2 separate regions of the Homo sapiens genome follow, and region 2 is linked to region 1. A link is an interaction called in ENCODE POLR2A ChIA-PET data of the cell type or tissue named here. Cell type or tissue: HepG2. All regions are shown on one strand. Links, peaks and the distances in the headings refer to the core of each region. The heading gives the core; the rest is flanking DNA.

Evidence for each region. ChIA-PET counts read pairs that join two places held together with the same protein. Peaks named below come from ENCODE experiments on the same cell type or tissue, not always from the same donor. Only the 100,000 strongest peaks of a DNase experiment are listed, where the experiment ranks them.
Region 2: POLR2A ChIA-PET joins it to region 1 with 5 read pairs; 1 of 35 experiments calls an interaction of 5 or more read pairs at or near these places.

Annotation. Positions count from the first base shown.
Region 1 is chr20:40,701,359-40,716,344 of GRCh38, reverse strand. LOC101927098 (a long non-coding RNA gene) reads left to right here. Exons shown (of 5, transcript NR_187686.1): 3 at 1,913-2,033; 4 at 5,349-5,580. SNORD154 (small nucleolar RNA, C/D box 154) reads left to right here and starts at 1,722; the gene lies at 1,722-1,773. RefSeq lists an enhancer at 9,926-10,803. In HepG2, for the core only: a CTCF peak has its summit at 9,228 (motif pointing left); a DNase peak (open chromatin) is centred at 9,174; H3K4me3 peaks cover 491 bases.
Region 2 is chr20:39,102,783-39,117,768 of GRCh38, reverse strand. No RefSeq gene overlaps it. Among named protein-coding and RNA genes, the nearest start is that of LINC01734, 110 kb to the left of the region's middle. RefSeq lists enhancers at 5,058-5,559, 7,584-8,578, 9,056-10,255. In HepG2, for the core only: no CTCF peak of the experiment used is centred there; DNase peaks (open chromatin) are centred at 8,798 and 9,778; H3K27me3 peaks cover 1,625 bases.

The DNA of each region.
Region 1 (14,986 bases), core at 7,759-10,258:
GTCCAGGCAGCCCTTCCTGACTCTTCAAGACAGAGCAGATCCTTCCTTCCCGGTCCCCCGGAACCTACTTCTGTGAATCATGACATTCCCACTGATGGGACCAACTGTTCCCCCATCATCCTTCACCTCAGCTGAGTCATAGGCACAAAGACCTCCATGGGTCCATAGATGCTAGTCCTGGGACCAGCCATGGTCACTCATACACATGCCCACCCACCCTCATCCTCACAGAGAGACACAACTGCAGAGAGACACTGTCCCACACATCACTCTCAGATGCTGTGTGGGCACATACGTGCACATGCACACACACACACTCACACACACCCCTGCAGACAAGCACAGACCCACTTAGAGACAAAGTCTGTCCATGTCTATGCATAGACAGACATCTGTTCCTACACCCGGTATTCTGTGTGTCCTCCTTAGAACAGAGGCCACGGCTGATGGCATGGCCTATGGGGATTTGGGATTTGGCTTGCTCAGGTCTGAAGCTTCTTGGGTGGCAAGCTCTAATGCTGGGAACTTCTTTCTGGACTGGTAGCCTATTCCAGCTGGGGCCTCTCTTTGCCCTCTCTTCCCAGACAGCCCAGCCGCAACTATCTCTAGGTAGAATCTGCCCGCATGCACTCCCAATCAGATAAGCATCCTTCTTTTAGGCCCCTGGGGCCCTGTCACCACCAGCCTTGCCACCTCGGCACTTTCTCAATAACTCACAGAGGTCAGCTGTTGCTCACTTGGGGATTTTTTTCCCCTTCTCCTCTGATGCTCTGCTTTCCCTGAGAACAAATACCTGTCCCTGGGGCTCAATGGGTCAACTGGCTAAAAGAGGAAGGATAGGTCAGGGTCCCTGCTGACATCTGGCTTGTGCCCTGCCACAAAGGTGCTGTGAGTCCTAAGAGCGGGGCACAGTGATGGAGCACGGATCCTAGAGTCTGACCGGCTTGAGCTTAAACCCCAGCTCTGTCCCCTCTCAGCTGTGTCACTTTGGACTGCCACTTGACCTATGCAAGCCTTGATTTCTGCTTCTGTAAAGTGGGCATGGCCATTTGAATCTTACAGGATTGCTGAGAGGCTTAGATGAGGTTAAACACATGTAAAAAATACTTATATGACGAGTACTCAAAAAATGTAAGTGAATGACGATTATGGCAACTGAAGTGTAATTGAATTGTTGTTACAGGAATTGCCCTACCCCTATCTTCATGGCCTCTTAGGCCCTGTGAGACTCAGACAAGTTCTGAGCAGTGATTCAAAGAAGGTACAGCCTCCAGCCTTCAGCAGAGGAGGCAAATGAAAGGCTGGCAAGGGCCTGGGCCTCTCTTGCAAAGCAAGAAAGAGCTGGGACGGGAAACAGCTCCCTTTACTGACATGGGCTGTTTCTAGGAAACCTGTCACCAGTCAGTTACTGCCTGTAAAGCCCAAGGGATCACTCTTTTTCTATGAAACCAGGAGGGAGAAAACTCATGGATAAGGAGCCCTATCTAGATAAGAGCTTCATCTGCACTGATCATTTTCACGTATATTATCCCATTTAATCTCAAAACAATTCAGCAAGGAGGAATTATTACAATGAAGGAAGCTGAGGCTCAGAACAATAACATGGCCTGTAAGTGACATGGCTGGGGCTTGAACCCTCAGTATCTGACTTCACATGATGGGTTGTTCCCCAGCGTCCTGGCCACCTTTAGAAAGTGAACAGCAGAAAAAGTGAACAGAATGGAAATGATGAAACCAGCTTCCTTGTCCTCAGAGGCAAGATGCTGAACAAATCCATCCTGTAAGCAATACTTAGAGCGAATCTTACTCCACAAAACAATTTAGACAAAGACCTAGTTTATGCAGCTGAATATGAAATATGGCTTGTGTCTTAAGACATTTGTATAAAAAGACTATTTCTTTACTGTCACAGCCTCAAAACCACCTCTTCTGAGAGTACTGCTTTCTTACCCGAGGATGGCCCATCAGGGTGATCTGGAAGGCAGAAGACGGGAGTTTTTCTGTGAACTCACTGTGGTGGGGGTGGTCCTTGGGTAAGTTTCATTCTGTCTGCACCCCAGTTTCCTCTTCTATAAAAGGACATGGTTTTCTGGGGTGATTTCTCTGGGTAACTTCTAATTTCCCCTAAACCATGGCTATATTCTCCAACGCAGAACTCATATGAGATCAACAAAGTATGTTTTTCCAACTTATGAATTTCTTTACTAGAAAATCCTAATGAAGGCAGACCACGTAAATAGCATTTGGTTAATGCATTTAGAAAATCCAAGAATAAATTCACATCGGGTATAGAGGCCTAGGTATAAATGGCTGCCCCCTGTCTGACTCTATGACCATCAGAAAAGAAGAACTTTTGGTTTCTGAAGCCTGTGTCCTTGTCACTGATTTAAGTCCTGGCTCTCCTCCATTTAGAGAAGGCAGCAAGGTTCCTGGCCCGAGGTGAACTATCCACCTTTATCCCTGTCTGTGGTGACTGAAAACTTTTGCAGGATTCTTCCTTCTTTCAGAAACAGAAGCACTGGGGGTGGGGAGGACATGGGCAGCAGGTGTGGCCCCCTGGCTGTCCCATGAGGACTGCTGCTAAGGAAGACACAGGCCTGGAAGTGGATTCTTATGGCACCTTCTTTGGTGGGGGGGCCACGGGAAGGAAGGGCGTCAGCATCTGGCTACTGCTGCCAGCAAATCTGTGTGTTGACAGAGTTGCTCCCACATGTGTCCTTTTAAACGCTGATCCCTGCTAGGGATTTGAGTTGACCGACTCCGTTTGCCAAATGCAAATGCATTAACCTTACAATTGGGTAATCTAATAAAAAGGATCAATGGTCTGATTCGGTGCTTATGGAGTCATTTACTGCAAGTGAGAGCAATTGAGCCAGGATGAGCAGCGTTGGGGAGCCCAGAGAATGGCTTCAGGCGGCCATCCCCGCTGACTTCCCCAGGCGAGGCCCACTCTGCCTGGAGGGGCTGGGCCAGGTGGTCAAGGGAATGAGGAGGGTGTTATTCATTCATTACTGCCACTTTAATCACTTAGAAGTTCAATTAAGTATAAATCATTAGTGGTATTTCAAGTTACTTTATCCAGGCCTGTGCGTAACACACTTGACTGGCGGTGGGGAGTTTTCTGTGACTAGATTTAGCGTGCGACTGAACAAGGCAGTCATATGGGTTTTTCTGCTATGAAATTGATAAATGAAGCGGGCATTCGAGGTACAGCAGTAATTTCTGTGGTGCAGTCAAGTGCTCGCTCCCTTGTCTCCTCTAGCAATGAGGGCATGGGCCCCTTTAATATGGCAGCTTTCCCCTGGGGGTCCAAAGGCCAGGCTGGGCTGCAGGCCTAGGGTTTATTTCCTTGCAGAAGTTCCCAGAGTGAGCCCTGGTTCATTAGCAGGAATATACCTGGGAAGGAAAAAAATAAATAAATAAAAGGAGAAGGGGAAAAAGAAGGTTCCCTCACCCTCGTTCACCAGCGCTGATGCTGTCATGATTTTTTTCAGAGTAGCAAGCAGGTAGTGCTGGAAGGACGGAATCGGGCTATCTCGGCAGCTCGTTCCGACTTCCCAAGGATGCAGTTGTCCCCAGTGGCCAGCATCCCTGTCTGGAAAGCATATTTTCTCCTAATCGGTTTTACAGCTCTTTTAAGGTAATATGTCAGATCATTTTCCCCATATACATAGTTAATGAAAGTAACCCTACAAATTCATTTTAAATAGATGGAAGTTGTTATAACCCTGATCCAGAATTTATTACGTTCATTACAATCTTGCTGAAGTAGGTAATGTAATGGACTATTACTTTTATTATCTTTTTAATCCCTCAGAATTATTAGGAACTAACTAATATTTGGCATCACCCTGTTAATGTTTAAACAGAAATTGATACTTTAATTCGTCTAGTAAATGATGGAGGCACTTTGAGTGGAAACAAAAGCCTGATGGGATTTATCTCGATCAGTCCCAAAGACTTTTAAGTGGGACTCAGGGGTCTGAATGCAATTATTTCCAGGCAGGGTATCTTCATCAAGTACTCAGAAAGGACAGAGGAACAGAGATGGCGATAGTGACAGAGAGACCCAGACGGACTCTCTTGTCAGACAGCAACAACAACAAGGCAGAAAAGAGAAAGAGAGAGAAATTCCACTCATACATTCACGTGTGAATTCTGATTCACAAAAAATTAGAGTTCAAGCTCTGATTCGGGCTGATAACTCCAGCAATGAGCTCTATGTATCTTTTCCTCCTTGCCCTTCATCTTCCCTTCCCCTCCTCCCCAGATTAAAAAGATTTTTTTCTTTATAACCATCCCTCTCTTAGTAATCAGCTTTATGGCTAAGAATTCTCAAGTGCTCTAGAATTCGTGCGTTGCCGAGACAAATGATTGGGCCACATTCTCCTAGTGAGGAGTGGAGACCCTGTTTGCTCCTTAAAAAATAATGATGGCTGCTCAATTTGCAAATTACCAAATCTCACTGTGCAATGGGAGGGGGCGGGAGGGGGCATACTGTTGTGTCTATTCCAGAAGAGGCTGTGTTTACCCTCTAGAACTCCGTTTCCTGCCGGGCGGGTGACAGGTAGGATTTAGGAGAAATTGATCTCTTGCACTTTCTAGCTTTTATAGGGCAAAATGCAAAGCTGGTTACTAAAAGAAAATTATTTTTTAAGTAATAAAAATCTATTAGTTCTAACAGAATGAGAGGAATAAAGTACTTCCCTTTCTGGTTTGATAATAAAAGACATTCGGGAAAGGAAAAGCTGTCATCTTGAAAGGCAAGAGTGTGTTTTCTAACAAAGAAAGCTTCCAGTTAGCAAAGTCATTAATTAGCACAGAGAAGCTCATTAGAATTTAAAGCTGCTTTACTGCGTAGTGTGGCTTTGCTCTCTCTAAATGCTCGGGGTTTCCAAAGCAAGAAAAGTATTGATTAAATTGACTCAGCATGAAATGTACCCCATTTGTGCCGACCCATAAAGAGGTGGGCTTCTCGGCTTTCTTAGCAGAAGAACCTGCCAGGTGTCCTGTGAGCTGGGCCCAGGTGGGTGGGCTGGGGACAGCATCCTGCCTGCCTGTACGCTTACTTACTTTGAGGGACCGACCGACTGCCCATCATTCGGCAAAAACCCGTTTTGATCAATGGAGGGGAAACCTGCCCTTAGTTAAGTTTATTCCCGATGCCTTACAAATCTGATTTTGTAAATGCTGATTGCATTCGTCAACGCGGAGTTGACAAGGGCTACACGTCATTTGGGGCTTGATAAAGAGACTAAGAGGCAGCTTCTCAGCATGTTTATTTTTAATAGACATAAAAAATGAAAACAAAAACAGGCTTTCTCACTCCTTGGAACTCTCGTTGACAGAAAAGTACTGAGTACACAGAAGTGGCGACGGGCAAATGGAGATCCTGGAAAAGGAGGTTTTCTACCAAAATATCCTTGTGAACATGAGGACAGCTTCCAAACTGAGAAAGAGTGGGCTCGAGAAAGCTCTAATGCTTCTTTCCCTGACACGAAGTGCTTCGTGCAGTGTTTGGCATCAACATGTCGGAGCCGTGGCAACGTTCTCCGTGCATCCCCGCTTGGGCGTCATTTTGTGAGTACGACAAACCCCATCAATTCTTACCTCATCTATTAGAAATGCAGCATTGTGAATGGAAGCAATGTTTTCTGGGGCGCATCATTGGAAATGAAAACTACTTCATTTTTCTATATCTTTACTGAATAGACCTAACCCTTCCCTTCAGCTTCACTGGATGTGGATGGCCCTAAAATACTCTCATGGAGACCATCAAGAGAGAAAGAATGTTGCTTTAAAAGCCAATTAGAAAATATTCACAACATATGTAGCAAAGGGCTAATGTTCTTCCTATAAAAATAACTTTCAAATGGATAAGAAAGATATTAAGATCTCAACAGATAAATGAGAAAAGGGTATGAAAAAGAATTTGCAAAAGAAATTCAAGTAGCTAATATTTAGTGAACACTTACTATATGCCAGGTATAATTTACAAGGGATTTCTCATTCATTCTTTACAAAGACCCTATGAGTTAGGTGTTATTATTCTCATCCCTATTAAAAGATGAGAAAACAAAATAAAGCTTTGAGAAGTTAAATAATCACCCCAAGATCACGCATATTGTAAGTGAGGGGCCAGGATTCAAAATCACTCAGCTTAATCTAGCAGGCAGGGGCTCCTAACTGCTTTGCTGTAACCTCACAAATCCACAGATACAATTGTAAAATAAGGTTTTTTTTTTTTTTTTAAAGTTCATGCTTACTAGTAAACTAAAATATGTTAATTGAAAACAATCAGAAAAATTTCATTATCAGAATAACAATAAAAAATGTTAATATTCAGCTGGGTGTGGTGGCTCATGTCTGTAACCTCAGCGCTTTAGGAGGCTGAGGCAGGCAGATCACTTGAGGCCAGGAGTTCAAGACCAGCCTGGCCAACATGGTGAAACCCCATCTCTACTGAAAATACAAAAGTTAGCCAGGTGTGGTGGCATGAGCATGTAATCCCAGCTACTAGGGTGGCTGAGGCATGAGAATCACTTCAACCTGGGAAGCAGAGGTTGCAGTGAGCTGAGATCGTACCACTGCATTGCAGCTTGGCTGATGAAATGAGACTCTGTCTCAAAAAAAAAAAAAAAAAGGTTGAAACAGATATTCTTAAATATGAATTACAATTTGACAATATCTATCAAGAGTCTTAAAAATGTACAAGTCATTTGACACAGTAATGCTATTGTAAATAATTTATCCCAAAGGAATAGAAATGTAAGCAAAGATTTAGGCACACAAGTTTGTGCCTGCGGACATTAAATGCTCCCACATGAAGGGAGTGGTTAAGGACCTTATGGTCCACCCATTCAACAATATTGGTAACAATAAAAATGATGTTTAAGAGTTTCTAATAACGTGGGAAATGCTTATGCCAGGAGTTAAAAGCAAGATATAAAATTCCATGAATAACATAAACTGTGTAAAATATGGTTAGAAATAAGAATGGGAGAAAAGGAGCAAAAAAATGTAAACCAGGAGGTGTTCTCTGTGCAATGGGATTATGTGTGACCACGTCTTTTTGTTATAAATATTTTCCGAATTTTCCACGGTAAACATGTTTTATTTATCATTGGTGTGGGGCAGCGGAGAAGAAATCCTTTATGACTTTTAGAAGTCGACGTCTTAACTTGAATCTCAGACCTAATGGGAAGGAACCACGGGACCTCAAAGTATCAAATTAACCTAAGACACTGGACGTATTTGTTCTCTGAATCAGCCCAGGATGCCCAAAGACAGCCCTATGTGTTCTTCAACTCTCTGAGCCTTCCCCTCATCTGTAATGTGCCTACTCCTGGGGTTATTGTGAGATTACAATGTGGGTAAAGGCCTTAGAACAGTCCCAAAGTGTAGGCATTCAAAAGATATAAATGGTAATAATAAAGTAATACACTAATTGCGGTCACTGCAGCTGTTGTTTTGTTAGTAGGAAGGAAGAGTTGAGCATCTTGCAGGCACCAGGAAGTGTATACAGACTGGCTTGTCCTGAGAGTGCTAAAAGCATCTTTTACTGACACAGTTCCAGTCCTAGATCTGAGCTCTTGGTGCCACCCAGTCTTTTGTCCGCTGCTGCGTGGGTGTTCTTTGGATTCGGATGTGCGCAGACTTATAGGTAGACCCTTCTTCAGCCTGCCACATCCTGGGCACTTTCTTGGGGCCAGGAACTGTGCTGAACCTTCTCATATACGGATTTTCCCACACATAACTTTGAGAAGCAGGTTTCGTTAGCATTTCTGCTTTATGGCTCAGAGACTACTAGACATCAGTATCATGGGTCACAAAGCCAGAAAGTGGCAAAGCTGGAATCAGAACCTATGTTGATCTGAATTCAGAGATGTCAGAGATGAAGATCAATAATGGCTGAGAACACAGGTTCTAGAATCAGAAAGACCTGGAGTTTGGACTATCTGTGTGGCTTTGAGCAAGTAATAAAAGTGCCTCAGTTTGCTCATCTATAAGATGGGACTTAGAGAGCTTGTATGTTGCACCATTATTTTATGAAACACTAAAAAACAGTCAAATCACTGCCAGTGAAACCATGACATAATACTTTCTTATCACTTAGAATTTTATTTTTATACTTATGAAAAGAACTTTCAGGTTTATTTAAACATAGGTGTTTGTCACAAGACCTTTGTATACATACATGAAAAGGAAAATATAAGTGAAATAATTGTTTAAGTTATTCCTAAAACTTCCTCATATTCAGAGACGAACTCAGCATTGTCAATGTCCATGTTTTTCAACAGACTATCATCTGCTGTCACATTGCAGGCATTTGTGATAGCATTTCTTTAAAAATCACTCCTCTATTGTCCTCAGGATTTTAAGCTGCAAATACTTGTTCCGCAAGTTTTGATGTGTGTTCCCAGATATGACAGTGACATCAAGACTGCTGGCAGGCTGATAGTGATTTTAAAAAGCATCTCAATTTCAGAGGTGTTAAAATGGGAAAAAGAAAATGTATGTCTTAGAATTGATGAAATACAGTAGCTACCATATAGCGTTGTTAGGAGAATTAAATGAGGTCATGCTGGTAAAGAACTTAGACATTAGACTGGACACAGAGTAAATGTTCAATATCATCATCATCATCATCATCTTTATTATATTGCTATTATATTCTGTTCTCTGAGATGTATTGGATATATATGCAGCTCTGTAGGCTCTGTCTCAGAATTCTGAGCCAACATGCAGTACCAAGACATTGGACCCTGAACCACTGGGGTCCTTGCAATGGCTGGTGATGGATGAGACACTGGACCCTGGGGTAGAGCCTGCCCCCTCTCCTTCTCTGTCTCCCTCTCTCTGCATGCTTTGCGAACCTTCTCTCTCTCTCCCTGCCTTTCCCTCCTTTACTTATTTCTCTGCTCCTTCTCCTTATCTCTGCTTCCCTTTCCACCCCCTCCCCAGCTCTTCTGCAAATAAATGGCCCTGTCACTCTGGCTTTCTTGTAGGTTTAGAGTGAATGGAAGTGTCTTTTTGAAAAGCTTGTTTCGTCTGACATTCCTTACCAGCTCAGGAGCAGGGTCCTTTGCACTCCCCTCTCTTCTGCTCAAAGATCTACTTATTTAGTTAACAATTTACAGGGCTGCCACTAGGCCTTGAGAGCTCCACCCCACAGCAGAGGCAGCTGGGCTGTGCCCTCTGGAGGAGGCCTATTGGCAGGCTTGGAGGGGTGCTTCCGTCCTGCCTCTAGTGGTTGTAGGTGAACTGGCTTAGGACCTGCCTAAAAAGAAACCATTTATTCCCATTTATGATTCTTTAAAAAAGAAGTTCACAGCTTTTATGATGAGCCTTTATGCATTTAATGACATTAAAGTATTTGATTATGTGCATTAAGAAGAGGTCTGAGAGCTCTCTGGTGTCCTTAGTTTTAAGTGTATTTTAACTGCCTACAATGAAAGGAACAAGACAAAAAACGAGCTGTGGCAGCATCCTCATAAATTCTGAGCCATAATTGACATACTTTTGCTGGCACCAGGAATGGTCCAGGCAGGTAGACACAGAGAAGAGGAACAACAGAATTTCCACTTTCTCACTGGCCTGAGTACCAGAGGGAAAGCAAGATCAGCCATCCCTGCAATACTTTCTCTTCAACCAGCATCTCAGCCAGGGATGAGCAGAGACTGGGACTGACATGAACTGAAGATCCCACTTTGTACCCAGCCTGTGCCAGGTTCTTTACAATTACTTCTGTGTTTCATCTCCAGATGCAGGTGTCTTTAGCCCCATTTTCCATATGAAGAAGCTGAGCCTCTGCAAAGTAAAATGACTTGCTCCAAGTTGGCAAATGTCAGACCTATTATCTAAAAACAAGTCTTTCTGATCCTGGGGCTTCAGCCCTTTGCACAGGCGCTGGATCTGGAGCTCCAAGTGACACACATTTGGGGAATAGTTAATAGACAAGGAGAAGGGAATAGGTACTGAGGCCAGGGAAGCATAGGCCTTTACAGAAAAGCTTCTTCCTCCCGTTCTCCAGGCCCCAGCCCCTTGGAGGCGTGCATTGCAGTGGAAATGGAATCAGGACAGAAACAGCCACTTGAAATGAACTGCACCCAGACAGGCCGCCATGGTGGCGTGATTGATACTGGAGCATGTAGGTGTAATGAAACTGATGCTGGCTTCTCTGCACCTGTGATTTATTGAGGACAAATTTAAGATGAGAAAGGGCCCCATACCAGGAGCTGCATCTTCCCCTCCAAGGGAGGGTGGTCATCCATCACCAGCCATTGCAAGGGCCCCTTGCAAGCGGCTCATCAGATGAGCCAATAGTCTCTTTGTTGGGGTTCCTAACAAGTGTTGGATCAGCAAAAGTCTATTTATGCTGGTGGACCTTTCAGGACCAATTTGTAGTGGGTCACTGATTCTGCTGGGGTATTATCTTCTTTACTACTCGGGCCAGTTGGGGAATGCAGCAAAGATTAATGGTTTTGGCTGCTGACTTGCTGCCGCAATCTACTGCTTCTGGACCAAAGATTAAGTTTTTTTGTGTTTTACCAGAAAGGGCCCACCTTGTGTACGAGATGCACTTTGATTTACTGACTTGCTTACGGAGAAAGGAGTCGTGGAAATGTACCTGGCTGTGGTAAGATTTTGGAAGATGGCTGTGAGGTCTGGCATCCATGTTGTTCCTTACCCCAAGGACCCATACAGGGAATGGGTGGCTCCTGAGGCCAGTGTGGGTCCTGTGGCCCTGGGGTCTGTGGACTGAGGAAGCTGACTTTGAGCTCACACAACATCTTTGCCTTGCCTGGCACCCAGCAGCTGCCTCTGAATTCAGAGAGGCAGACAGCACCCTAAACTTTATCATGTAAAAATTATGTTATGGAAAAAAATAGTTACAGCTTTTCCTTTTTATTATGAAAATAGCATATGCTCTTATAACACATTTTGGAAAAAAAATTCAAGAAGCAAATAAAACTACACATAAGCCAACTGCACAGTGATAGGACTGTTAATATTTGGCTTACATTTTAATCTAGAATTTTCACAGTGCACAAATATATGCATGTTACTTTACACTATTAAATGTATACTGGATTTTTGTGGGACTTTTTTTGCTATATGATTGTATCATCCACTTTTTACAATGAACATTGTACCATAAGCTTATTTTAATAAGCCATCCTTTTGTTTTTTCTTCTAAAGTTGGGTTTGCTGCGATATCTCCAATGCTAAAGGTCTGTTCCTTTATTCAGCAAACATTTGCTGTGTGCTTCTCTGGATCAGACGCTGTGCTGGGATCACAGAGCTGAGTCAGACACAGCACTCCTGAAGTGCAGCTGCTGGAATCAGCTCACGGGGCTATGCATGTGCCCTGAGGGGTGCTTCTGACATGCATTTCTTAGAAGGGCCCAGGACACTGCACATAGTTTGGAGGCAGGGGCCTGATACCACTGACCCCTTCCAGGTCCCTGTAGAATCACAGTTCCAGAGGAGGAATTACGCATTTTGTTCTGCAGGAGAGGGACCTGCTATTGGCTTTGGATACACCAGCTTAGCTTTTTAGAGTGAATTGAGATCTGAGGGCTAAATCTTTCTGCAGGGGCAACAGCAGCCCCATCTTGGAAAACTGAAGAAAGAGCCCAGTAGCCCCCAAGGGACTAGCCACCCAGGGCAGTTGCAGAAACTTCCAGGGAGATAGTAAGAAATGCCAAAAAGAGTGTGGCCTTGCGACTCCAACAGATCTGAGTTTGAATCTCCTAGCTGATGACCTTGAACAAGTTTTCTTTCTGAGAGCTTCATTTTCCTTATCGGAAAAATGGGGCTTTTCCCCCACCAGCTACTGGCCTCTTGTGTGTGTTCACCATGTGGAAAGTCCCACGTGAAGAGCTGGTGTTCAGCCCGGACCAGGCCCATTTTCCAGATGCTGTGCTGACTCAAATAGATGGATGGGCTCTAATTGTTCCAACAACACGTCTGAGTTTCGCAGGGCCTTTCCTTGGGAGCCTTTGTCTTAGGGCCATAAATCACTAGGCACCTGTCCCCACAGTTGGCTACGACTTCCTTTCCCTGACTGAGGCTGGCTGAGGGAGGGAGGGCTGAGCTGAGCACAAGCCTGCTTTTCACCATTGGTTTTTAAATCTCTAATTGGGAGTATTACTTACTCAGCGATTCTGATGGTTCCCTTTGTAGTAGCCTCTTCTCTGCCCCAGGGCCGCCTTCTTCCCTTCCCCTCCACCCTAGTCCCAAATTAAAATTCTTTCAGGAAGTAGAACATTTTCTCTAGTGCTCTGACATGCACACGCACTTCCCCCATACCTGTCTTGATAACTGGTGGAGCATTTGTCATCTGGCCTGAGGCCTCTTGTCTATATGACATGTTCTGTGTATGGGAGAGACATTTCTCTTGGTTCAAGAGCAGCAGTTAACAGCCCCAGATGTCCCCCAGCCTGTGAGTCTCGCTTCCTACTCTGCTGTACCTATTGTATACTGAACACTCCTGAAAATCCCTGGCTCCTTTCTGCCCCAGGACATTTTCTCTCGCCTTTCTTTTTGCCTGAACGCCCTTCCCTGGGCTCTTTACATGGCTGTCTCCTTTTCATCATTCAAATCTCAGCTTAAATGTTATAGAGAAAGCTTCCCCGACCTTCTCTGACTCTAGAACAAGTCTTGTTTGCCCATGTTAAACTTCTTGATGGCATGCAATCCACTTCCTACCTCAGACTTTTCAGGGTTTGTGAAGCTGTATCTGCGTAATGGCAGATTTAACAAGCGTTTGACTCTCCTGCCTTCACCGTAAGTGCCAGAAGGACAGGATGATCACCTTTGTATTCTCAGTTTCTGGTACATCTCAGTTTCTGGTAGGCTCTCAACAAACAGGTGTGTTGACTGCACAATGAACCGATGGATGGATGATGGATCAATGAATTGGAGAGTGAGTGAGTGAATAAACAAATGAATTCCAGAGTGGTGTGCAAAGGCTTATTTTCCCTCAGATGACCTGAGAATGCATGAGGGGCTGAGTGCCTTCCCAGTCCCATCTCTGTGGGGCCAAACCTCACTCACTACCTACCTAAATGTTTCTGAAACCCGTACCTACAACTCTTCATACTTAGTGATCTGCCTTCATCCTCTGCCCTCCTTTTTAGTTTAAACTTTTTATTATGACATTTTCCAAACATACAGAAGAAGAGAAAATCACTATAAACCTGCATGCACCCTTGACCCCCACCCCCTTGCTGGAGTATTTAAAATAAATCACAGACATCATCTCATTTCATGTATAAACATTTTAGGAGGTATTGTTAGTAGATAAGGACTTACAATTTCTTTTAACATAACCACAATATCATTATCACATCTAACCCAATGAAAAAACCAATTCATTTAATATTTGGTAGAGATTCAAATATTCCCAATTGTCTCAAAACCTCCTTTTTACATTTAGAGTCAGGCTGTAAACATTGCATTAGACTGATATGTCTCTTAATATTCTTTATAACAGTCCTCCCTTTTTCTCACATTTAAAAATGTGATTTATTTCTCTTTTCTAAATGCCATTTGTTTCTTGATGAATTTTGGTCATTCTCCTGTAGATTGTTTCACATTCCAGATTCAGCTGAGCGCCTCCTTGTGGTGTTGTTTAACGTGTTCCTCCATCCCCTGTGTTTCCTGGAAATCAGTAGTTTGATCCAGAGGCCTGATCAGAGTCGTATTCGATTTTTGGCTAGAAGCCTTTGTAGATGGTGTTGTGATGGTTCTTGTTGTATCACCTGCTAATGTCAAGTTGTCTCTCCTTTAACAGTGTTAAAATTGATCTGTGGCTCACCCTGCCCTAATTAACTCCCAACTCCCTTCTCTATTTCCATTGCTATATGAAATTGTTTTGCAAAACAAGTCAGTGGAGAACATTGATCATATTGAGCAGAAGTGGGAGCAGCAAGGTCTGATGGCAAATGCACTAGCAGAGAGCATAGGGACCAGGTAAGAGGGTTAATTTCTTTGCATTTCAGTTTTCTTGAGTGTAAGATGGGGCTAATAATAGTAGCTTTGAGAACTAATACATGGGAGAAATGTTTGATACATAATCATCAACCCTCAACACTAAGTGCTTAATGTGTATCTACTCACTTAATCCTCCCAACAATCCAATGAGGTAAATGCTACTATTAGTCCCATTGTACACGTGAAGAAGAGCAGACAGAAGGGTTAGGCAACTTGCACAAGGCCATATAGGTAGTAAATGACAGAGCTGGGATTTGAACCCAGGGAGTCAGGCTCCAGAGCCTGTGCTCTTAAACACAGTGCTGTGTAACATCTACCAAGTCAATGAGGAGCTCCCGGTTTTTCTCCATGCAAGATGCTTGTCAAGTCCTTCCCAGGAATGAGTACCTGTTAATTCTCACCTTAAGATATGTGCAGGGGTGGAGTAAGGCAGTCCCCAGTGGCTGGAGGGGTTACTGTGCTTTATTCTGAGTTTTCTTACAAAGTCATATTGTCCCCCACCCCCAACTGCTGTTGGATGGGCCAGAGCCAGCTTCATAAGCTCACATGCTGGAGAAGGGTTTGGGGAACATAAGGTCTCACCCTCATTTGGGAAGGATTCATGTCTCCAGAAAAACTCTCTGAAGCCCAGTGAAGTTAAGTGACTTGCCCAAGATCACACAGTAAGTTTGCCACTGAGCTAGGGTTAGAACCCCAGACTCTCTCAAGCCTTGGGTGATTGGGTCTGGATACCTGGGTCCTTCCATGCTTGGTTAGAGGGAGTTGTATGTCTACTCCCCATTCCCAGATCCTCTGAGTCATTTTGGCCAGAACTCCTCTGGTGGTACAAAGGGACAAACCTGCCTGCTGAGATTGTGCAGCCATTCAGGGCTTGCCTGGCATATCACAAGACGTTCCCTTCTTGGTCACTATTGTAGATGTCTGGGCCTACTGATCTCATGCTTCCAAAGGCATTCTGGAAACAGCCCTTTCCTCTCCCCTGGCT
Region 2 (14,986 bases), core at 7,604-10,103, 1.6 Mb after region 1:
TGAGCAAGCCTGGCTTTCTGGTGAGAGATGGCATGAAGCACCAATGAGTCATCCCAGCTGAAGTCTTCCTAGACAAGTCAACACAAAGCTTGCCCTAGACACATGGGTAAGTCTGGCCAAGACCAGAAGAGCCACTCAGCTGAGCTCAGTCCATATTCCTAACTCAAGAGAATCATGACCTGAGTAAATAGTGGTTGTTTTAAGCCTCTGATTTTAAAGTAGTTTTTATGGAGCAAAACTGATACAATTGTCATTACTAAGAATGCATTAGGACTACCTCACACCCATCAGGATGTCTACTAGCAAAAAAAAAAAAAAAAAAAAAAAAGGCATTAGTGAGGATGTGGAGAAATTAGAACCCTCATACACTGTTGGTGGGAATGTAAAATATGTAAAATGGCATAGTCACTGTGGAAAACAGTATGGCAGTTCCTCAAAAAATTAAAACTAGAATTACCACATGATCTAGCAATCCCATTTCTGGATATACAGCCGAAGTAATTTCAATCAGTATGCCAAAGAGATATCTGCACACCCATGTTCACTGCAGCATTATTGACAATAGCTATCACACAGAAGCAATCCAAGTGTTTATCAATGGATAAACAAAATATGGTATATACATACAATGGAACATTATTTAGCCTTAAAAAAGAAGGAAATTCTGATACATGTTACAACATGGACAAACCTTGGGGACATTATGTTAAGTGAGATAAGCCAGTCACCAAAGGACAAATATTATATGATTCCACTTATATGAGTTGCTTAGAATGGTCAAATTTACACAGATAGAAACTAGAATGGTAGTAACCAGGGGCTGGAGAGAGGAGGGTAGGCAGGGGATGGGAGTTATTGTTTAATGGGTACAGAGCTTTAGTTTTGTAAGATGAAATGAATTTTGGAGATGGATGAGGATTTGGTGATGATTTGCATAACAGTATGAATAAACTTAATACCACTGAAATATACTTAAAAGTGGTTAAGATGATAAATGTTGTGTGTGTATTCTACCATAATTTTTAAAAGATAAATGCATTCAGGTGGTGTTGGGAACTTTCTGGGAGTGAATAGTGTTCAGAGAATCCTCAGCCAATCTGTGAAAAGGCATGAACTGCAGGGGAGGAGAAAGGAGGCACAAACACCACTGTGAAATGCCAGCGGGATGGCGGGTGGTTCAGACAGGGCTCAGAGTAGAGGGACTGTGATGTTAATGTTGGATGCTGAATTCATCAGGATTCTTTGGTTGCAAGTGACAGAAAACTAACTCAAACTAGCCTAAAGTAAAAAATGAAAACTATTTTCTGCCACAGCTGACAGCAATACATGCTCAGGCACCTCATAGAACTGAAGAAGGACCTGCCAACAAGACTGGGTCACCAGCTTCCTCTTCTTTGTTCTCTCCTAGAGCTCTGGCTGTGAGCAACCCCTCACCTCCTTCCAGATCAGTGACCCCAGAGGCAAGTCAGCTTCTCCAGCTCCTAACTGGAAATCCTGGGGAGGCATCTGATTGGTCTGACTTAGACCCCGTGTCTACTCCCAGACTAATCACGGTCTAGGGCAATGGAGGATTCTGATTGGCCAGACCTGGATCAAGTGATCCTGTGGCCAGGGTGGGAGTGAGATTTGCTTCAGAGAAGCAGATGAGGATGCTTGCTGGGCAAACATACACAGTGACTACAGTCCATAATGGATGCTATTATATTAGTGAGGGTCATTTAGGAACATCATCCCCCATGCTAAGGAAGGGCCGTATACCTATCCTCAGTACAGCAGAAAGGTAAAGAGCTCAAGCCATGGAGAATATTAGGCATCACGACTAGCAGTGTGAATTTGGACGAGACTTTCACCTTTCAAAGCTTTCGTTTCCCCATTTACAAATTGAACTATTACATGGCTGATGCAAAGGTGAAAGATGAGAATGTTTATAAATTGTTTCCCACTGTGTCTTGTACCTTACAAGCATCAAAAAATAAATTCCTAACAATAGCAGTAATAAAAATGACTATGAATATTGCCTACAACCTGTTTTCTTTGCTGTCTGTCCCATGGGACACCAGGAGGCAGATCTCTATGGCTTTCATTCATTCTTTCAAGCCCCATCTGAGCACTTCTGTATGCAGCCAAACCCCAGAGTGTAGCTGGGTGTTGGTTTTCACATGGTTAGTACCTGGGCCAGAACCAGAGTGAGGCCAGTGAGGGGCCTACAGTATAAAATTTCAGGAGGCTTCACTCTCAAGGCCGTGTAAGTGCAGTTCCAAGCACTTGCTGGCCTCACCCTAGTTCCAGCCTAGCCTACTGGGTTAGAATCATTTGGGGCTCTCGTTAAAAGTACATTCTTGGGTGAAATCCAGATCTAGGAAATCTGAATGTTCATAGGTGGGCCTGGGACTTTGAGAAGGTCTCATTCCCAGGGATTCTTCTGTTGTCCATGCTGGGCTGGCGACTAGCTTTTAAGGACAGGGCTGTCCAGTGTACTAATGCAGTGGTTTTCAAAGCACGTCTACAAAGTAAGAGGATTTCTGCAGAAACGCCTCTGGGTACCATGGCAGGGAGTGCTTAGGGGGCAAGTGAGAGGCACCCTGCACTGACCACTTCAACTGTGTTTAAACTTCATATATACTACACTTTCACTGAAATAAGATGTCACTTGATAAAACAGTTCCATTGATTTAAAAGAAAGTTTGAAAACTTCTGGGCTAGAAGCGTTAGAGAACTTGAGGTGCCTTTTTTTTTTTTTAAATGAGATGGAGTCTTGCTCTGTTGCCCAGGCTGGAGTGCAGTGGCTTGATCACAGTTCACTACAATCTCTGCTTCCTGGGTTCAAGCAATTCTCCTGCCTCAGCCTCCTGAGTAGCTGGGATTGCAGGTGTGTGCCACCACACCCAGCTAATTTTTGTATTTTTAGTAGAGATGGGGTTTCACCATGTTGGCCAGGATGGTCTCCATCTCCTGACCTCGTGATCCACCCACCTCAGCCTCCCAAAGTGTTGGGATTACAGGCGTGAGCCACCACATCCAGCCGAGAGGCTCTTTAATATGCAAATGGCTGGCCTCTTCAAGCTGTTCCCTCACTCACCTGGACTCTCCTCTTCACTCTCACCTTTCTTTCTCTCCTTTACCCCTGGATAAACCCTGACTGGGATCTGGAGGGCTGCCCCTGCCCAGAAAGAACAAGGTGGAAGGAGAGGGGTAGCTGAGCCTCATGGCATCCATGCCAGCCCCCATGTGGCTAGAGCCAGATCCCCGCACGCTACCCTGCAGGACTGACCCCTGAGGCTGCCAGAGCTCAGCCTCCCCACTGCTGGCCTCACTCAAAGTTCTTTTCTGGGCTGGGTTGGGAGTTAGGGCAGGGAGAAATCTCAATTTGTTGCACCTTTACCTTCCCCTCCCACCCCAGAAAATCTAGGTCTGCCTGTTCCCATGGGGAGTTCTGCTTCCACCAACGCACTGAGTACAACAGGAGGACAAATTCTGGGGACCGGGGGGGTTCCATTCTGGGTCTGATGGGGCCCAATTCAGCCAGGGTCCTCCTGCGGGTCCCCTCTCCTCTGACTTAAAAAGCCAGGATGCTAACTCAACTTCACCATTCCACAATGTATACATATCATGTTGTACATGATAAATATATATAATTTTATCAATTTAAAAAAAATTAAGCTCAGGTTTATATGTGATTTTATAAATACACATAGTTGTCTCATATAATTAGAAAATTATCCAATTTTTTTGAATAAAAATATATTAAGATATGTTATTTCAATGCTTCTAGACTGTGACTAGGAAAATCATATATTCTTTCAAGCACACCATTCCTGATTTCAATGCTGCTTAATTGAAGCAGCATTAATGGAGAACTTAATTTCATTTCCACAACTCAGTTTAGCTGCCTTGGAGATAAATATCTAAGGGTTTTATGATGGAGGTTAGAGTTATTGTTGTGTTGTTTTGTTTTCTAGAAAATTAATGCCCAAAAAAGCAAAGAATCGCAGAGAAATGGCCCCTTCATGAATGATCAATGAGGAATGGATCAGGAGTTCCAGGCTGTCACAGGGATCCAGGCTGCAAACTCCAAAAAAGGAAACATCAGCTTTAGAAGTGCTCAGAAGCCACCCCGTAACCCCTGCCGGCCACAGCTTCTAACACTTAGATGGAATCCTTTTAGATACTAAAACAAAAATAGATTATATCTCAGAAAGAGACACGAAAATGATTTGACACTATGTGTATAATCTAATTCAAACCATAGACCCCCTAATCGACATTTAATTGATGCAATAATGTTTGTTCATGACGGTAAATAAACAAAATATATAAACAGAAACATCTTCTTTGATGTTTAATGACTGCTTAGCAGCTATTTGGGTCAGAGCTACTGAGTCCTAATAAACAAATGCTTAATAATCAATTGAAATGCATTTCTCTGGTTATTGCCTTATTAAATCAGATCCAACTTCAGCTGAGGAATATTCCTTCCAACAGGAAGAAAATGGTTGGAAATGAAAAAGGTTGTGATGGCAAGTCCCTGTGTACCCTGCAAGTGAAATGGACGAGTTTCTCTCTCCATCCCTGCAATCACCTGGAGCCCATGAGAAAGCCACACTCCAGCCTGCAGGTACCCTGGGTCTTGTTGTGCTAAAACAAAGTGTCTCCTTTTCAGGTTTGACTGTCATTATAAATCCCCTTCTATTACCTCCCCTATGGGGTAATCCATGTAAACAAAACAACCCATGTAAAAAAAAGCAGTGTCTGACATGTTCCATAAATCCTCAAAAAGATGGTTATTTGCTACTGTCATTATTATTGTTATAACATTATTATTGTTATAACATTATTATTATAATCCTAACTTGCCACTGCTTTCTGAGCATGCGTGAAACTCTGGTCACCTGAGTTTTTGTTTGTTTTTCATAAAAGCCAGCCTTGTTTTTCAGTGCCCGAGTCAAGCCACATCCTGCTGTCCCAAACAGCAGCTCCATCAGCTCCAAGCCATGTCCGGGAAGGGCCACCACTGGCCATGGCCAAGTCTGCAGTCCGGGCCACCTCCAGCTGGAACTCTGAGCTCTTGCTCCTCAGGTGTCTGGAAGTTCACGCCAGCCTTTTCTGTGTCACCTCCAGTCCTCATGCTTCCAGGAAGTGAGCCTTGTGTTTGGGGCCCTGGAATGGACATCCAGGCTCTGTTTCTCACTCCTAAAGATTCCCCAGAGCCCAGCTCCTGGTGGCTGAGCCCATCAGTAACTCCACGAAGTCCCTTCCTACAGCTGCTCAGCCACTAGCCCCCTGGCAAGCCCCTCACTTCTCTTTCTGCTCCCCTCCTGCTCTTCTCCCCACTCCACTCCTCTCTAACGCAAGCCCCAGTGACTGGGATCTCTCTACCCAGGGTGAGCAGGAAACCCAGAAGTTGGCTGCCCAGCTACAGAGATAAGGAAGAGGTGCGTGTGGAACATTTAAGGGAAAGAATAATCACCAGGGCGACCAGAGGCCCACTGAAGAGACTGGGCAGGTGCTTGACGGTCCCAGGGAGCCATCGTGTGGCCAGTCTACATAATGACAAAAGGGTCCCTCTCCAGTGACCATCCGGTCTGGGCTCCTAAAGTCCCTATCCAGGACCCTTCTTTAGACCTCAGAAGTCCCACGGTTCACCTTCTTGGAAGGATGGGAAGAGAGGGAGAACAGAGAGGAGAGACTGACAGTAGAGGCCAGAGCAAGGAGAAGGAAAGGGTGCCCAGGGCAGTCTGTGAGGCTTCTTAGACAAAAGCTGTTCAGACAAGACCAAGAGCTCCTGAAAGAAAGGGGGTCAAGGGAAGAAAAGTCCCAGAGGAACAGAAAAAGCACAGCTACAAGGATGGAAACCCAGGCAGCCTCCACTGGAAAGCTGGATTTCCAACACCTCAGTGCAGGGAACTGGAAAAGAGGGACAGAATCAGATTCGGGAGTAGGGTCAGAGAGTTCCTCCTCCTCCTTCCCTTCCCCTCCCTCCTTCCCTTCCTTCCCTTCCCCTCTTCCTCCCCCTGCCCCTCCTCCTCCTCCCCTTTTCCTCCTCCCTTTCCCCTCCTCCCGTTTTCTATCCTCCCACTCTTCCTCCCCCTCCTCTCCCTCCCCTCCCCCTTCCTCCTCCCCTTCCTCCTCCCCTTTCCCTCCTCCTCTCCTCTCTATCCTCCTCCTCCCCCCTCCTTCCTCCCCTCTCCCTCCTCCCTCTCCTCCTCTTCCTGCTCCCTCCAATGCACCCTCCTCCCTCGCTCTTCCTCCCCCTTCTTCCTCCTGCTCCACTGCCCATCCTCCTTTTTCCTGCACCAACCAGACACAGGCTAAGACAGTACAATTGGTGGGACCCTGAGAAGCCATAAAAATCAAAAGTGCATCCCCCATGGCCCCTCCAGCTCTGGAGAGTTATCCCTGTCATCCTGCCAGGTTTGTGCAACCTCATTTTACAGAGCAGGCACCTGATGTGTTAGTTTTATTCCAAGTGTATGTGCTGACTTTGGAGAGATTGTTATTAAACACTCGGGCTTGGGAATCAGGCTGCCTACATTTGTGTCTTCAATCTACCTGGCTGTGTGAACTTGGACAGGCTGCTCAACTTCTCTGAGCCACCATTTCCAGAACTGTAAAATTAAGATATAATTGTACCCGGCCCCCCAGGTTGACATGAGGGTAAAATGTGATAAGACACATAGTGCTAGATATTTTCAGATGCAAGAGCTAATTCTGTTCCCCAAACATCCCAGGGCATCATGAGTACTAACATACCCCATTTTACAGATGAGAAGCTGAGAGAGGCTGAAATGATTGGGCAGAGGTTATACTGACAGTGGCTCAAGCCTAGGCTTGTCCAATTCCAAATTTGCATAAGAATTCATTGACCATGTCCCCCTACTTTGTGCAAGCTCTTCCCTCTGCCTACAATGCCCCTTTCTTTTGACTCAGCCAGAGAAACTATCAGACCCAGGCCAGAGGTCTCCTGCTCTGTGAGGGCTTTCTCTACCCCTCCAGACCCAGCAAAGCTCCCAGGAGACCAGCCCAGATCTTCATTAGCATGTGGATCACGTGACAGGATCATCACCTGTCCACCTGCCTGGCTCCCACTAGGTGGAAGCTCCTGGGGGCCAGGGCTGAGGCTATTTCCCTGCAGCTGTGTCCAGCTTGGAGCATTGAGTGGCATGGTGCGAGCAGGGAGGAAGGAAGAGGAGAGAGGAAGAAGGGGAAGAGAAAGGAAAGAGACAAGAAAAGAGGAGGGAGGACAGGAGGGAGAGCACAGGGGAAGCAGGGATGCAAATGAGGAAAACAGGAAGGAAGGGAGGTGGGAGAGAAGGAAGAGGGGGAAAGGAGGAAGGGAGAGAATAGGAGAGAGGGAAAGGAAGAGAAGAGGAGAGAAGGAAAGGAAGGGGAGGAGGGGGAGTGCAGAAATGAACAAAAAAGGAAGGACCGAAGGGAAAAAGGACAGAGGGCAAAAAGGAAGGAAGAGAGGGAGAGAAAGGGGGAAGGAAGGAAGGGAGGGAGGGAGGGAGGGAGGGAGGAAAGGAAAAAAGGAATGGAAATAGGGAGGGGGAAAATGGGAGGAAACGAGGGAAGGAAGAAAGGAAAAAAAGGGAAAGAGGGAAAGAGGGAGGGAGGGAGGGAGGGAGACAGTGCCCTACTTCTCACAGTTACCTTAGTGGGGGGTCTCTCTTCCTGGCAGAGGAAGCAGGCGTGGGTACCTCAGTACCAGCCACCTGGCCTTCTCCCAACACTTCCTTTCGACCAACTCTCTCCTGCCCCCAAGGCTAGTGCCAGCGCCTGACTCTGATTCTCTCCGAGTCGGCATTTTTCTTCCCATGCTGGGGCACAGGCGCAGGCTCCGGGAGTTAACACACCTGCCACTCCTGTGCTGACACACAGCTTTTAAGAAAACGGGGAGACAGGAAGCGAGCCTAGACGCTGCTGGGGTGGGAACAGACCCTGGAGGCTCCCCCAGCTGGGGAGGGGGCTGCCGGGGTGGAACCGGCCCTGGAGGCTCCCCCAGCTGAGGAGGGGGCTGCTGGGGTGCGAACATACCCTGGAGGCTCCCGCAGCTGGGGAGGGGGCTGCTGGGGTGGGAACAGGCCCTGGAGCCTCCCCCAGCTGGGGAGGGGGCTGCTGGGGTGGGAACGGGCCCTGGAGGCTCCCCAAGCTGGGGAGGGGGACTTCTGGGTTGTTCTAACAGAGGACTCTGTGGGGGGGACTCCTCCCACTGGCCCCTCTACCCATGCCCCCACCTCACCCTCCTCCTCCCGCACATTGAACCGGGTGAAAAAATGTCTCCCCCACTGCAGGCGGGGCACTGGCTGGAACGCGCAGGAAGGAAGCCTCCAGCCCCCTCACCTGTACAAGATGTCAGGGCAGCCCTTCCTCTCATCACCTGCGAACAAGATGTCCAGAAACACTGCCAAGAAACAGCCACCAAAGTTCAGCAGCCCCAGAGCAATTTGACAAAATAAAATGCCCCTTTTCAGAACATCATATTAGCCTGCTGGCCCCTCAGTGGATCACTTATATGGGTCTTGTTTCTGCTAAAACACACTTGGTGTCACATCTTCCTTGAAGAGATGAGGGAGAGCTTAGTTCCAGAAGCTTTGGGGAAAGAAAAAGAGAAGGCACAAGTCCCCAACCAGCACCCCAAAGCCTGACCCTCACACCCCAGCCCAAACCACCAGGCACAAAGGTAACAAGAAACAATACTAGTATTCACCCGAGTGTTTAGCCACACCATGCGCTATTGAGCTAAGCATTTAAATCACCTCATCCTCTCAAAATTCCAGCAGGAAGCTGTTAGTTAGGGAGGACAATTTAGAGAAGTGAGTAACGTGCCCAAGGTCACACAGAGAGTAGGTGATGACTCAGGAGGTAAATCCAGCCCAGGCCTTCATTCTGAGTCTTCTTGCCTTTTTCTCTTTCCCTTTGGAAAAAAGTCCATTGGTGGGAATGCCAAAGTCGAGGGACAAGGGTTTGGCAGTAATTACGAAGGCTGTGGAGGAACTAGGTAAAAAGGAAACCAATTATCTCACATTAGGAAGAGAAAGGCAATTCCTGGCTGGAAGAGCTTTTCCTTTAGGGGTAGCCGATCCCCTCCCCAGTCCAGCCTGGCCAAAACTGGCAGCCCCATGACTCTCTGCCACCCTGGGCCTGATTGAAAGTAAGGGGTGGGCACAAAGCTAGCAAATAATTGTTTTTAGAACCCATGAAGTCAGGATGCATCATGAAATCAGAGCAGAGTGGAACCCACAGACTGGGAGTCAGGAGAGGCAGGCTTGGGGTGCCACATTCCAAAGGAAGCTGGGGTCAGGAGGTTGTAACACCCAAGCGAGTTGTCTTCCCGCTCTGCCCCAAGACTAGCATCCCAAGAATGAATGGCAGCCTTTGAGTTTCTGCAAGATCCGTAGCAGTGGGCCCCCAGGATGGGCAACTCTTTGTCCCTGGGACATGGAATCCTCAGCTGCTTTGGGCTGAGAGACAGATAGTGTCATTTAAATTGCACACACATTGCCTTGAAAGAGGTGTCATATGGACCCTGGAACAGAAGTAAATTGTATTTCACATATCATCTGTGATCTGTTAGTAATGACTGCCCGGAACAGGAAATATAAAGGGTCCAGGGAGCTGCCCCTGAGCTCCATAAGAACTTGCACAGAGATCAGTTAGTGATGTCTGCCAAGGATGAAGTAGAAGGGCTCACGTTTGCCATCCCTGCCCTCATCTGCTCTTGCGCATCATATCAGAAGGACGGAAGGAAAGAGATGTTTTGAAGAGACCGAGTAAGAGGTTATCTAAAGGCCAGCCACATCCACCCAGTGGTTGAAGGGTGACTTGTATGAGTCCCTGTGTCACAGTGTCACTGGCTTACCCAATAATAAATTCCTCTGCTGCTTAGTCAGAATCCATTTTTCCATTTTTCCCTGCCTGAAGCTAAATAAGAACTCTAACTTGCACACTTCTTCCTTCCTTCAGTCCTTCAAGACTTCATTAATACAAGGCTGTTGTACATAGGAGACTTATTAAACGTTTATGGGTAGGAAAACAATTATAGAACAAAGAACAACTTCAAATTTAATGCTGGACACGATACTTCCTAGGAGTATATTGGTCATTCCTGCCACAGGGAATTTCTCATTGTCCCCTCTTTCCATGAGCCATGACTGCTTACCATAGACTCAATCTCTCTGTCTCTCACTCGCTCTTGCTCTCTGTCTCCCTACCCCCGACCCACTCTCTGACATCTTCCTTCTACTCTTTTAACATGGAACACTTACCTTCTCTTTCTCACATTATTTCCTGGGAATCTCATAATTCTACCCAAGCTGAACAATGGAGTTATCTATTTCTCCTGCTCTCACCATCTAGACCTGCCAAGGTAAGGTTCACCTGTCTCAACCATGAGGAGCCATTAAAGTTGTTGCCCACTGCCAAAGAGCCTCCCACATTTGAGATGAAGGCAGCCCCTGCCCTAGAATGCGGAAGACCGACCATTTTATTTGTAAATAACTTCTTTTGTCTTCCTTCCTGCCACTCTAGCCTGTCACCTGGTAAGAAGATAATAAGGCATAATGATGATTATTGAGCAGGAAGAAGGATGGGCCCAGCTGTGACTGCTGTCCCAGAAGCTCCTCTCTCCACCATTCAGGGTGGTCCTGAACCTCAGCTGTGTGCTGCAACGTCCTGGGGTGCTTTCAACAATACAGATGCCCAGGCCCCATTCCCGGGGAATCTGATTTAATCAGTTGGGATAGGAGGCTGGCAGCCGCCCAAGTGGCTTGAATGTGAAGCCACAGCACAAAGCTTCTGGTCCATACTGTTGCTGTCACTCAAAGAGAGGCCTGGGGCAGAGATGACTGTGTGTTCACCAGCACCCAATTCCTCTACCTGGAGGGCATCCATGTAGATTCTGTTTCCCAGTAATTCAGTAACTGGATTACTTGGCCACACCCAAATGCAAGTCATAGACACATCTAAACCCAGTCCACAAAAACCTCCTGTGCAAAGCTCTACATGCTGTTTTCACTGCTCGCCAGATGGAAGGGAAGGACTCCAAGATCCTAAGAGATGGCAGAGCTAAAAGATGGCGGGTGCCTGGGTCCCTGCATCACCACAGAGAAAGTCACCTGCCAAACACCAAAGTGGACTTAATGTGAGAATTAGACTTCTAGGATATTAAGTGACTGAGATCTGGCGGGGGGTTCTGTTACAGGAAATAGAATTACCTTAACTAATGTTAAGGTAGCTTCCCTTCTGGAATATACTTTTGGAGACGGCCCAGAATCTCCTCAGCTCAGTGGGAGACATTTGGTAATTCCCTGGAAATGTTAAGAGCCCTCCTCTCTAGGCTCCCTCTAACACTCTGCTAACCCCTAACTCCTCACACTCGGTTCCACTGGTAGGGATTCAGAGACAGAGCACGAGGGTTCATCTGGATGCCTGCATCCACCTGACTGCAGCCTCATCTGGATGTCTTCTGAAGCTTCAGGCCCTCCTACCCATGACCCTCCAACCATAATGGGCTTCCTGTGGCTCCTTGGACATGCAATGCCCTCTTCTGTCCCAGGGCCTTGGCACTCACTGTTCCTTCTGCTTAGGACACTCTTACCTACCTCTTCTCATGCAATCACCTCATCCCTCAGATCTCAGCTCAAAGGTCACCTTCCAGAGAGGCCTCCCCTAATGCCTCTGTCTCAGTTGTCACCCCCACCCCTTGTCTCTATGTCAGCACTCTATTTGTTTTCTTCATAGCATTGGTCACAAATCTTAATCACACATTTATTCGTGTTCTTCCTCATAGTCTGTTTCTCCCAGTAGATTAGATGCTCCTTCGGGAGGGAGGGATCTTTTCTTCTTGTGATAAGCACAATGCCAGCACACAGTAAGGCGCTCAGTATTTATTACGGGCATGAACTCATGAATGCTCAAGTCAGACCAGGGATGCAGGCTCCCCAAAACTTGTTCCCAGTTCTGGAGCTCCTGATGGCATCACAAGACTGAGAGCTTACAGACCACAACTACCCTGCCACTAGAGGGAGCACCAAGCCTGGGGACCCCGGGGTGCACAGTCAAAGCTAGAGGCAGATCCAGGACCAGCACACTTCACATCTCTTGGTGGTGCAGTTCACATTGCTGACATGTGAAGGGGAACCCCAGGGGCTATTAGGGCATGGCCTTTGTAACTATATGTGACCACACTGGATAGGCCCTAGGTCTGCCTGGGGTCACGCAGGAAAAATAAGTATTCCCAGACAGATCATTATCATGCTGTACTCTGGAAACTTTGTTCATCTCTTGTCTTAAATAAATTCTTATGTGAAAACCAACACATAAAGGTAGAGACGTTTCAGCTGAAACGAAAGTCTGCAGTCTGCTGTGGTAGGCATCAGAATCCTTGAAGACAAGGCGAATACAGCATCACCCCCTGGACAAGGTCACTATGCCCCACGGACAGGGTGCCTGTGTCCCACAGACAGGACTCCTATGCCCCATGGACAGGGTGCCTGTGTCCCACGGACAGGGCTCCTATGCCCCATGGACAGAGTGCCTGTGTTCCATGGACAGGGCACCCATGCCTCATGGACAAGGCACATATGCCCCATGGCATTGACATCTTATTTCCCCAAAGGCGGAACTGAGTCTCTAGGGAGACACCCAGAAGAGATCACACCTGCCCTGGGCATAAGACAGGCGTGAGCTCCTTCTTGAACCATCCCAAGATGTTATAAACCCAGCTCTCTCCTTTCCTTCTCAAGCTGAGGTTTCCAGCCCCAGAGGGAAGAAGTGTGGACAGCTTTCAACATGTCTAAGTTGACTCTGCCCACCCTGCCCCCATAAGATCTCACAGGAGACAGGTAAGTATTCACAGGAAGCTACTGTGAGTAAATGTGAGCAATGTCCCACAGAGCAAATGAATATTGCTGTTCTTTACCCCCAAAATATGCCTCTTTACCTGTTTCTGTAAATTTTAGCATCCTTTCATGTGATCCAGGTAGGTGCTCTGTTATAGAAAGAATTTATAAATGACACATGGGTAGATATCTACTTACTTCCTCATACATTATGGATTCTTTGTCCACTGCTTTTAGACCAAATTGACTCATTTTTATCCCTTCCCCATTTTCCATCTCGATTTCTATAATCTGCTCTCCTCTAAGCCATCTCTCATCTGGGCTTGGTGACATGATCATACACTCTGTAATTCTGCTCCCTAAGAAGTCCCCCAAATCATGGATCTGCCCTTTCTCTAACTACCCCCACCCCCCGAACCCCTACCTCCTCTGCTTGTGACCTGCTGGCTCTAAACCTTGGAGCCTGTTACCTAAGACCAAATCCAGCCCTCCTACATCACATGGCCTTGAAGAGCTTGACATGGCCTTGAAGCACCTCCTCTCCCCCACACACAGATGGGAGGTAAATGTTCCACACAGCCTCTCTTCTTTACCCTGTCTCCATAAGGATGAAGTCCCAAGGCTCTAGAGTCAGATTCAGATTCTTTCTTTGCCATTTGATCATTGTACAACTTTTACCTAGTTTAAAGAATCTGACATCCAGCTTCCTTGCCTATAAAATGGGATACAGTGGGTTGAACAGTGACCCCTCAAAAAAAAGATATGTCCATGTCCCTGGAACCTGTGAATATTATCTTATTTTTGGAGAAAAGACCTTGGCAGATGAAATTAAGCTAAAGATATTGAGATGAGATCACCACAGACTACTTGAATAAGCTCTAAATCCAGAGACAAATGTCCTTATATAAGTCAGAAGAGGACATACACAAAGGAGAAGGCAGTGTGAAAAGGGAGACTGAAATTGAAGTGATGTGGCCACAAGCCAAGGAAGCCAAGGAATGTTGGCAGCCACCAGAAGCTGAAGAGGCAAGGAAGCATTCTTCCCTACAGCCTCCAGAGGGAGTGCAGCCCAGAGTTGATTTCAGACTTCTGGTCTCCAGAACTATAAGAGAATAAATTGCTGTTGTCTTACATCACCTAGTTTGTGGTAATTTGTTGCAGCGGCTTCAGGAATATAATACATGGGGTTAAGTCTTAAATAAGATAATCCATGGAGTACAGTACCTATTACCCAGTAGGAGCTCAACAAAGGTCAGACATCATCACCATCACCATTGCCATCATCAGCATTGCCACTGTCATCTCCAGCACCATCATTAACACCATCACCATCTCCATGATCATCACCATCAGCACCATCACCATCGCCATCTCCAGCACCATCATCACCACAGCCACCAACATCTTCATCGCCATAATTACCACCACCATTTCCATCTTCATCACCATCATCATCACCATGTCCACCTTCATCATCACCACCCCATCTTCATCATCATCGTCCTTACCATCATCACCTCCATCATCCTCATCCTCATCATCATCATCATCGTTTCTGCACACACTGAAAATTTCTTCCTCCAATCTATACATTTTATTTAGGGGCATTTGATATTTCTCTGTTGAATACTTTAGCAATTTCTCTTTTGCTCTAACATCTTCTCCACAATATAGATGATATTCACATTTGTGCACCATTGCTCCCTCTCCTTTCTTGGGAGAAGCTTAATTCTGAGACCATATCTTTCTCCCAGTTTTTACTATTAAACTATTCTTTCTTTTGTGAAATAGTAATAATAAAAGAAGACAGCTGTTTTATACATCATTACTTAGAAAAGATATGGCCTGCTCTTTACATAAGGGTATCTCCTCTGGGTATTTCATTTGTTTTATTTTACTTGCCTATGGAATGTAGAAAACTGGAAATCAAAGTTCTAGTGTCTTTTGATGCCCCCCATCCCACCCCGCCATTTCAGAGTATGGTACTTGAGTGTCACCAAGATATGGAGGGAACTTGGGAGCTTCAGGTGCAGGGCTAATATCTGCTTGGGATGCTCAGGGAAAGGAAACAACATATTTGAATGTAGACTTCAAGCCAGACAAGAAGTGAGTCAGTGGTGGAAGAAGTCCAGACCTGAGGTCTCCGT